2 separate regions of the Homo sapiens genome follow, and region 1 is linked to region 2. Evidence: chromatin loops called from intact Hi-C (ENCODE). Cell type or tissue: ascending aorta. All regions are shown on one strand. Links, peaks and the distances in the headings refer to the core of each region. The heading gives the core; the rest is flanking DNA. Region 1 has its middle 25 kb from the start of SIAH2. Region 2 overlaps MED12L (mediator complex subunit 12L).

Region 1 (5,382 bases), core at 161-5,160, 490 kb before region 2:
CTGGTCTTAAACTCCTGAGCTCAAGCTATCTACCCACCTCGGCCTCCCAAAGTGTTGGGATTACAGTCGTCAGCCACTGTGCCCCGCCTAATATTACTCTCCCCTTCACTGCCCCCTGCCTTTTTTACACTCTACACTTTGAAAGGAAGTCACTATGTTACAGCCCACACTTAAGGAGTGGGAAGCTGTGCTCTACTTCTCTAACGAGAAGCATCTATGTAATAAATTATTTGGAATTTATTCTGCATGGGAGATTTGTCTATTCTTCCAAATTTATTTATTTATTCAATCATTTATTTATATCAGTATAGGCTCATGAATATTGATTGTCCAATAAAGTTGACCAATACAACTTTTATTTATTACGTTGCAGTTCCCTAATGGCAAATGATGTGGAACATCTTTTCATAAGCAGTAGTTTCCCCCTTATCCACAGTTTCACTTTCTGCAGCCTCAGTTACCCATAGTTGACCAAAGTCTGAAAATATTAAGTGAAAAATTCCAGAAATAAACAATTCATAAGTTTTAAATTGCGTGTTGTCCTGAGTAGTGTGACAAAATCTCATTCTGTCCTGCTCTGTCCCACCCAAGATGTGAATCATCCCTTCGTCCAGTGTCTTCACATCGTATATACCACCCGCCCATTAGTCACTTTGGAGCTATGTTGATTATTAGATAGAAAAAACATAGTATAATAGGGTTCCATACTATCCGTGGCTTCAGATATCCACTGGGGGTCTTGGAACATATGTTCCGTAGTTGAGGTGGGACCACTGTATTTATTTGTCATCTGTATACTTTCTTTGGTGAGGTGTCTGTTCAGATCTTTTGCCCTTTTTAAAAGTAGGGGTCAGCCGGGCGCAGTGGCTCATACCTGTAATCCCAGCACTTTGGGAGGCCGAGGCAGGCAGATCACGAGGTCAAGAGATTGAGACCATCCTGGCCAACATGGTGAAACCCCATCTCTACTAAAACTAGAAAAACTAGTTGGGCGCAGTGGCATGCATCTGTAATCCCAGCTACTCAGGAGGCTGAGGCAGGAGAATTGCTTAAACCTGAGAGGGGGAGGTTGCAGTGAGCCAAGATCATGCCATTGCATTCCAGCCTGGCAACAGACAGAGATTCCATCTCAAAGAAAAAAAGTAGGAGTTACCCTACTTTTGAGAGCAAACTGGACCTGAGACCAGTTTGGGGCATGTGGGAGGGGGACCTGGGAAACCTTGCCAACCCTAGATTCCTTCAACTGTGGCTTCTGAGACTTTCACCTTGGAAGCTCAGTCAACCCAAGTCTGAGTCATTCTGACAAGGGCAGGGTGGGGTTTGCAGGCAAATTCTGGATAGACCAAGATTGTGGCTCATTTAAGATCATTTGTCTCAGTTTCAACTTCTTTTCATACATTACTTAATGCTTCATGAAATAAACTAAAATATTTCACAAATGCATTTTTTCCCTATTGCCTTTGGCCATCATTTAGAACTAATTTTCATGGCATCAGTTTAAGGCACATGAATTTTATAGGACTGTGAATGTCTAGTTTCTAGGCTTTTCTACTTCATGAAGTCTTGAGCAAGGTGGGTTTGGATGAATGTGTAGACACGTGGAGACTTCCTTATCTTGGATGCAATTCTTTACTCCTTTTTTTTTTAAAAAAAAAAATAATAAAAAAGAAAAATTTGAGCAGGACCAGAGGATTTTTACTCATTTTTAAAGATAGGCCTGGCTGGGTGCAGTGGTTCATATCTGTAATCCCAGCACTTTGGGAGGCTGAGTCAGGAGGATTGCTTGAGCCCAGGAGTTCAAGACCAGCCTGGGCAACATAGGGAGACCTCTGTCTGTACAAAAAAGATAAAAAATAAAAAAATTAGCTGTTTGTGGTGGAGGCGCACACCTGTAGTCTCAGCTACTCAGGAGGCAGAGGCAGGAGGATCATTTGAGCCTGGGAGATCGAGGCTGTTACTGATCCAGGAAAAATGTCATGTATTGCTGTCATATGACAAAGATTGCTGTGTTCTTTGGTGTTTAGGCATCTCTGTTAATTTCTCTGCAGTTTACCTTTCTGAAGATCTTCTTAAAGTCAGAGACCCATTTTCTACTGTGGTAATGTACAAACATTAGTTTTTCTAAGGAAATGCTGCTACCTGTCAGCAAATTAGAATTTTGACAAGCTTATCTGGTGCAGCTGCAGGCGGTGCCACCACTAGGGGTCAGGCGACGTCCTGATAAAGGAAGCGCAGTCACGGGGAGGCGTGAGGCGGCGGAGAAGTGCCTGGCCAACTCACATTTTGGGAGAGAAAATGTGCACCATTCCTGGATGGAGCTGAAATGCAGGCATTCTAAGCTTTGGCACTGAGAGCTTTTTGTTTGTTTTGTTTTGTCTTTTGTGATTTGAATGCTAATTCTCTGAAGAGAGCCAGAGATTTTATGTCTGTCATTTTGCCTACAATTTCTCTTGTCTGTAGATTTTCAAATGTCATTTAATTTCTCCCTTACCAGCCCTGTCTGTCCATTCCTAGTGGATTTAGGGTGTAGAAAATTTCTGTATTCTCTCCGTTTTCAATAACGTTTTTATTCAGATGAATTCTGGATAAAATGAAACAGAGTCAAAGAATGGGAGGTCTGGGGAAGAGAGAGGAGGACACCCCTGGTCCTGTGTGGTCTCAGGAGGAGGTGATGGCAGGGATGGGGAATGAGTCTTTCCTCCTACCCAGATCAAAGAGCTCCGGGCACCTTTGAGCCCAGGTATCAATTCCAATTGGGGACAATATCAGGGCTCTCACCTGAGATATTGCTCCTTTATATTCGTATGCACCCAACGCACATTGCTACTCCATCTCTTTTTCTGCTGAGCCCTGATCAGCCTCGGAATGCTTCTCAACCAAGTGCTTCAGGAAGTCACTATTAGCTTTGCCATCATTCCTGGTTTGGCAATGCCTTGGTGTCAAAGACAAGTTTATGTTGAACTTGGCATCCATTACTCCTGCCTCTGTGGTGGTGATCATCGTTTGCAATTTAGACTTCTCCAGAAGTTTTTTGAAGATCTTCCTTAAAATGGGGTTGAGGTGTTATACAACAGCCAAGCTACAGACTGCTTTCAGGTACTGATTGGTTTCTGGCTAAACTGGTATTCCAGATAACAGTTACGGTGATTTTGCTAGAGATTTAGTCCAAAATATGCCTCCATTTTTCTCATAAGAATAGTGTCTGTACAGAGTAAAAACCTAAATTAGCAACTAAAGTTTACTAAGAAATGAGATGAACAACCTTACTAGCATTCAAAATTGCAAATTAAACAACACAAGATACCATTTTTTCCTTATCAAGTGGCAAAAACTAAAAAGATTAATGACATACAGTGCTAATAGAGGGAAAACAGGCCTTCTCATATACTGAAGGTAGGACTGAAAATTATTACTGCTCTTGGGGAGATAGTATAGTAATATTTATTAAAATTTTTAAAAATATTTTTTGCCCCAAATCTCATTTTGAGGAGTATATTTTTCAGATATGAAAGCTGTAGAACATAGAAATACGTAATTGAGATGATTTTTGCACATTTTTTAGTAGCAAAACAAAACAAAATTGAGATACAACTGAACTGTACTTCAATAGGATATATTTTGGTATAAATGTAATTTGGTATATTCATAATTCCAATTTAAATTAGTGTGTAGGAATGAATTAGATCTATATGAATTGTTCTAGAGGATCACCATAGTAAGTTGAATGAAAAAAAAAAAGAAATTGTGGAGTCTTAAACATAGTATGATTCAGTTTTTGTAAGAACAAAAAATTCAAACTCTTTAGGAATATCTGCTTGCATGCGAGCATGGAGAAAGGTATCGAGGGGATACTCACTAGACGTTCCACCCTTGGAGGGTGGAATAAGAGGAAGTAGGGGTGTGTGTGTGTGTGTGTGTGTGTGTGTGCATATGTGTGTGTTATGTGGTGGAAGTATTATGAATTTTTTCTTTAATGCATCTTAAAAAATGCATGTCAATATTTTTAAAATTTTTTAAAAAAGGACAAGGAAACATGGTCCCCAGAAGGTTAAGGCATTTGACCAAAGTCTTAACAACTAGTTAATGTCCCAGCGGGGCTACAATCCAGGTCTGCTGAGCACTGATTCCTTATGTTCATTCTCGGCACTGCTCACTATTGAAAAAAAAGGTAGCTGGCAAAATTCATTACTGCTTCTTCTATTTGATGTTTTCACACTTCCCTTTCCTTTTCTATTGAGTAGCCAAGCTAGGAGAGCAAGAGTTTTTAGTTGTAGCCAGATCCTCTGTGTTCATCCTTAGGCAGACAATTTCCTTTTGACTGGATAAGTTAATTTCCATGACTGAGTTAGCTATTCAATGGCAATCCCCAGAGTTAAAAGGATCGAGGAGGTGACTGAAGAGTTATAAATTTTCTCATTGTCCAGTCAAGATGTTCTCCTTGATCTGATGAATTTTCAGAAGCCAGCATTTTATTTCATTTCCAGTTTGACATAAAAGTTATTGTGTCCTTGGGGTTATAAGAAATACAATATCACCTGTGACCTTCCTTTTATACAGAAAACTCTCCAGAGACCTCAGGGAATTTACGCAGTTTAATTTGGGCTTTGTTCAGCCCTCTTTTAGCTAACATTAGCCTGTAGGACCTTTTCAACAGTTATTATTTAATCCAGGGAGAGACTGTTACCCATCAAATGGAACACATTGCTGAATCCACTTAGTTTTTTTCTTTTTATTCTTGTGGAAATGCTTTTTTCCTGACTTTCTTGACCTCTATCTAGAGTTTGGAAATATATAACTACAAAGTGTGGATCTGAGCCTGAAGGAACTATGAGGTGGTATGGTAGGCAGAATAACACCCGCCCAAAGCTGTCTAAGTCCTAAGTCTCTGAAATTTGTGAATACATTATCTTACTGGCAAAGGAACTTTGCAGATGTGATTTGGTTAAGGGCTTTGAGATAGGGACAGTATTCATTATTGGTGTGAGTTCAATCTAATCACATGGATCTTTAAAAGAAGAAATCCTTTCCCAGTTGTAGTCAGAAGGAGATGTGATTATGAAAGAATGTTCAGAGTTGCAACATTGCCAGCTCTGAAGATGGAGAAAGAGGCCACAAGCTAAGGAATGCAGAGGGCCTTTAGAAGCTGAGAAAGGAAATAAAACAAATCTTTTCCTAGAGCCTCTAGATGGAACACATCTTGATCATAGCACATGTTGCACTTGGAGAGACAGGGGGAGCCAGATGTGCTTCAGTGAGGGGTCTAGCTCTATTTCCCACTCCTCTTTCAGCTTTCCTCTCCTCCACATGGAGCGTCCTCAAGCTGACTTACCCCTATGGTTGCAAGATGATGGGCAGCAGTGACTGGGGCAATAAGTGTTCTTG
Region 2 (5,382 bases), core at 70-5,069:
CATCAGGTTGCTGGAGCTGGGCAGATCCTGGAGCCTGTGCACTGCTACTGCCTTTATATGTCTCCTCTGATTTCATTTGTTGGTGTCTAAATCGAATACCTTACAAACCAGTGTAGACCTGATACCCTGTGGGCTAAAACAAAACCTGAGTGTGCACTGTATTGGGCTTGTGAGCAGTCAGCTTGTGACCTCTGTTCTGTGGTTTTATTGGCACGTAGCAGTACAAGGATGGTGAGGGGTGGGTAGGGGGCAGACAGCTAGGCACTTGAAAGGAAAGCTCATCTGGAAAGATTGGATCGTCTCAAATGCACATACTCGTACACTCGATTGAAGCGTACTCTGTGCCTACTAGATCTTTTCACAGCCAAAACACCTGGCAACCCTTGGAGAAGTAACTATTCCTTTTTTTCACAAGTAAGAAAATAGAGCCTCAGAAAATTTAACAGTTGTCTAAGCTAGAAAGTAGCAGGACTGGACTTTGAAGTAGTCTTTAGGTTGTGCTGTACATTTTGTGGATATGCTTAAATCACAGTTTAGCTTGTACACATTTTCCTTTATTAGAATTGGAAGTAAGTATTAATGTTTGAAAAAATATTTTAGCCTGACAATATTTATTCTATCTTCATATGTTTTTGAAATTAGATATTTTAAACTAGGCACGGTGGCTCACGCATGTAATCTCAGCAGTTTGGGAGGCCGAGGCAGGCAGGTCACAAGGTCAGGAGCTCCAGACCAGCCTGACCGACATGGTGAAACCCTATCTCTACCAAAAATACAAAAAAAAAAAAAAAAAAAAAAAAAAAGTTAGCTGGGCATGGTGGAGTTCGCCTGTGATCCCAGCTGCTCAGGAGGCTGAGGCAGGAGAATCACTCGAACCCGGGAGGTGGAAGTTGCAGTGAGCTGAGATTGCGCCACTGTACTTCAGCCTGGGCAACAGAGTGAGACTCTGTCTCAAAATAAATAAATAAAAAATAAAAAGATATTTTATTATGACTTTTAGCAACGTAGGTAATGACTCTTTTCAACACTAGACACCAGGCATAATACAACATAGCCAATAACGACATTATAATTAAAATAATAGAGGGCCTGGTCCTTGTGTGCAAGAATCTTTTAAAAAACAAAATCTAAAATAGTCAATATTTTCCTTTTATCTGTGGTGTTTTGATTTATGCTAAATAGTTCTGAATTCCCATTTCCTTTGGTGGAATCCTAAGATTAAAGTACTGTGATTTCCTCCTGACTAATCTTTTTCTCAGAGCCCTCAACATAACCCTGATATGACAACCACCCCTAGCCCACCCCACGTGCTCACACATTCTCCAATACCATTTAGAGACAGGACTCTGCCTTATTAGTAATAGGACTGGTTATATATAAACATCCCTTGTGTATTCATACTACAAATAGAATGAGTTTAACACACGTAATCCCCAAATATGTCTGTAACTGTTTCCAGTCAGTTTCTATCCAGGCCGTCATCGACTGCGCATAAATAGCTGGCTGGCTTACATTTTGATTCCATAAATGTCCTATTTTGCTCCTTACCCCGGAATTCACCTATGCATAATTGTTACCATATGTCTTTTGAAATCATTTTTCTTTAAAGTAAGTACAGAGACAACTTCATTGTTACTGCCCTTCCCCTGCCTTTCCCTGGTTGCTTTATTGAGCATAGTGAGTAAGACACTAGCGCATCCGGCCTCATCCCCACTTGCTCTCTTGGAGACTTGTTCATGTGAGCCCTGTATAGACCTTATTCTTTTTCGTAGCTTTGTAGTATTCCATAATTTGTTTAATCAGTACCTATTGATGGATTTTCAGATAAATATGAACATTTTCAATGAATTTATTTTAACCATAGCAGATATTTGCTGGGTTATATAATTTAGTTTTTTTTTGTTTTTTTTTGTTTGTTTGTTTGTTTTGCTGGCAAGTTATTTATAATTGTGTGTGTGTGTTTTGTATGTGTTGGGGGGCATGGCTGCCGAAAGGATTCCACTGGTTGTTGAGAAAGATGTTGACGTAAGAATGTAGAGGATTTTAGTAAAGGCCCGGTGTAAACATTTTATGAAAGTACAGTGTACAAGGATATTTAAAGGAAGCATATTTGGAAATTGTCCTCTATAGGATCTCTGAAGGAACTAGCATCCAAAATGCTTCTTGTTGGATGGCTCTTTTACTTGTAGAATGGGGGTGAAAGTCAACTTAGTACTGTATTAAAAGAATGATGTGAGCCAAGGTTTAATGTTAGGAAAGCCAGCAAAGGTGGAGGAGCGCGTAATGTCGGGGATCCAAAATGTCACGCTCAGGACTTCCTAATTTAGTGTGCTGTAAAGTTTTTGAGCTTTGTAGTAAAATAATTGAAAAAGTGTTTTGAAAAAATTGTAATCTGATAGGAAAACATTGAATGCAGACATGCCTTTTTATGTTTCCCTATGTGAAGCATTCAGTTCTACCAGCTTGTTGATTTAGAGTAGTGGAGAAAGGGGGCAGAAATTACATCATTAAGATGTGAGATAAGTCACCACATTATAAAATAATGCCTTTTTGTTAAACCTCTTGCAATGAATGACAGGACATGGGACTTCATTGGCAATTGTGCACTTGCCTTCATCTGAGAATTACAATGGAGAAACAAATGCCTGGTACAATATCACCCCCTTCTGGTAGATTGAAAGAAGTAACAGTTTTTAAAAAAATTAATAGGTGCAATTTGTACATGTATTGTAGGCAGTTCACAAAACCTCACTTTGGTGTGGATACTAACGTTGAGTCATGGTTGATTGTCTAATCCCAATTAGTTGAAGTGTGCAAACAGATTTTCTGTATTGCTAGCATTAGATTGGGTTTAAATCTTGAAAATCAGAAGGACTGAATCTCGACTGATGTTAGCAAAGAATCAGAATTTAGAACTTTGTTACAAAACAAAAACTTTTGTATGTGTATTTTCTCTTTTCAGTATTTTTTTTGGAAAGATGCTGAGGAAGCAGAGGAAAGCATTTTCTTTTTCACCTTGAGGTCTCACAAATGTGTCATCTCTGATTATCTTCCTGTTGTTCCCATTTGCTTGCAAGACTCACCACGTCTTTAGACATGTCCCTAATACCTCAGTGTTGTCATTATTCTTCTGATGTGGCCTGTGTTTCTGTATCATGCCTAGCCGTCCTTGCTGGCTTTGTTTTGTACCCGTGATGTTCACTACCATAGTACATACTCAGAAGTATTTGTTAATTGAATATCTGTAACCAAAATATGGGGAAGACAGAGAATATTCTCCAACTCCGTGCTCTGGTTCTGCAAGTAAAGATAAATGAGATAATGGAAATTATCTGAGAACAATGACTATGAATATTTTAAATAATATTATCCCAAGTGTATTAAATCATCTAATCACTTGTAGTTGTACACTTTTGAATCCCTTTTGTAGATGTCTGAATCCCTGACCTGCATAATGATTCAACTTAGGACAGGTAACTAAGAGGATGACACGCCGCTTTATCAGACAGTTTATTTACTCAGTACCCTAACTGCTCAGCTTTTTAATACAGTGATAGAACAAGTTAGGAAAACAGGCCTTGGGAAGTCACTGAGTGAGCTGGAATGAAACTTAATGAATGTAAGAACATACTTCGTTTTTGTCAGATAAACTTTCCCACAGTTGTTCTGATAAACAGTGCTGCTTGTCATCCTGCCACGATGTGTGGGAGGAGCATGGCCTCAGCAAGTTTAAGGAAAGATTTGTGGTGTTGACTTTTCAGGGAACTTGACTGAGGGTTAACTGAAATCAAAGGAAGTGCTATGGGTGATCACATGTAGAGTTTTGTTTGTTTTTTTTTTTCTACCCAAAGAATAAGCCGCACCTGACATTATGTAGATCAGTCATCTCTGCCCAGCAAATGATTTTAGCTAAGCACACTTATTTTTAGTTCTGGGTTGTGGGAGGGTTGTGTGGTTATCTTGGTAATTTAATTTCCTTGGTGGCCTGACTAGAATAGTGGTTTTAGGCAATTAATGCTGTAGAGAGCTGCATATCTTTATAATTAATAATTTGAGCACAACAGTTATTCTTAGGCTATTATGTGTGGACCTGTTAGTTTAATCAGAATGAAGAATCAGTGAGGCCAAATTTTTTATGTATGTTTGTTTGTTTGTTTGTTTGTTTTTTGAGACAGAGTTTTCGCCCTTGTTGCCCAGGCTGGAGTGCAATGGCGTGATCTCAGCTCACCACAACCTCCGCCTCCCGGGTTCTGGTGATTCTTCTGCCTCAGCCTCCCAAGTGGTTGGGATTACAGGCATGCACCACCACACCTGGCTAATTTTGTATTTTCAGTAGTGACAGGGTTTCTCTATGTTGGTCAGGCTGGTCTCGAACTCCCGACCTCAGGTGATCCACCCACCTTGGCCTCCCAAAGTGCTGGGATTACAGGCGTGAGCCACTGTGCCCAGCCCAAAATTTTATATTTAGTCTTTGAATGAGCCATTTAAGGAACAGCTGTGCTGGTTACCCTTGTCTAATTCTCAGTGGTCATGAGGTGGTGCTGTGGTCTGAATGTTTGTGTCCCTCTAATATTTATGTGTTGATAAAAAGAAACAAAATAATGGCATTTGCAGTAACCTGGATGGAGTTAGAGATCATTATTCTTAATGAAGTAACTCAGGAATGGAAAACCAAGCATATGTTCTCACTTATAAGTGGGAGCTTAGCTATGAGGATACAAAGGCATAAGAATAATACAGTGGACTGGCCGGACGTGGTGGCTCACGCCTGTAATCCCAGCACTTTGGGAGGCTGAGGTGGGCAGATCACAAGGTCAGGAGATCAAGACCATCCTGGCTAACACGGTGAAACCCCGTCTCTACTAAAAAATACAAAAAATTAGCCGGGTGTGGTGGCGGGTGCCTGTAGTCCCAGCTACTCGGGAGGCTGAGGCAGGACGAGAATGGCGTGAACCCAGGAGGCGGAGCTTGCAGTGAGCAGAGATTGCGCCACTGCACTCCAGCCTGGGTGACAGAGTGAGACTCTGTCTCAAAGAAAAAAAAAAAGAATAATACAGTGGTCTTTGGGCACTCGGGAAAGGATGGGAGGGGAGCCAGGGATAAATGACTACACATTGGGTACATTGTACACTGCTTGGGTGATGGGTGCACCAAAATCTCAAAAATCACCGCTAAAGAACTTCTCCATGTAACCAAGCACCACCTGTTCCCCCAAAAACCTATTGAAATAAAAAAAAAATAAAAGAAAAAAACATATTGAAATCTAATCCCCAATGTGTTGGTATTAAGAGGTGGGGCCTTTGGGAGGTGACTAGGCCATGAGGGTAGAGCCCTTGTGAATGGGATCAGTGGTTGTATAAAAGAGGCCCTTTGACCTTCCGC

Evidence for each region. A loop is a pair of places that touch in the nucleus more often than their neighbours do. Peaks named below come from ENCODE experiments on the same cell type or tissue, not always from the same donor. Only the 100,000 strongest peaks of a DNase experiment are listed, where the experiment ranks them.
Region 1: a loop joins it to region 2, with 19 times the contacts of the local background. A loop is called at or near these places in 11 of 110 quality-filtered maps.

The regions. Positions count from the first base shown.
Region 1 is chr3:150,785,756-150,791,137 of GRCh38, forward strand. No RefSeq gene overlaps it. Among named protein-coding and RNA genes, the nearest start is that of SIAH2, 25 kb to the left of the region's middle. RefSeq lists a silencer at 2,249-2,308. In ascending aorta, for the core only: a CTCF peak has its summit at 2,196 (motif pointing right); a DNase peak (open chromatin) is centred at 2,226.
Region 2 is chr3:151,280,457-151,285,838 of GRCh38, forward strand. The region is part of intron 16 of MED12L (mediator complex subunit 12L); the gene reads left to right. Among named protein-coding and RNA genes, the nearest start is that of P2RY14, 4.6 kb to the left of the region's middle. RefSeq lists a silencer at 3,565-3,859. In ascending aorta, for the core only: a CTCF peak has its summit at 2,670 (motif pointing left); a DNase peak (open chromatin) is centred at 1,330; H3K27ac peaks cover 576 bases.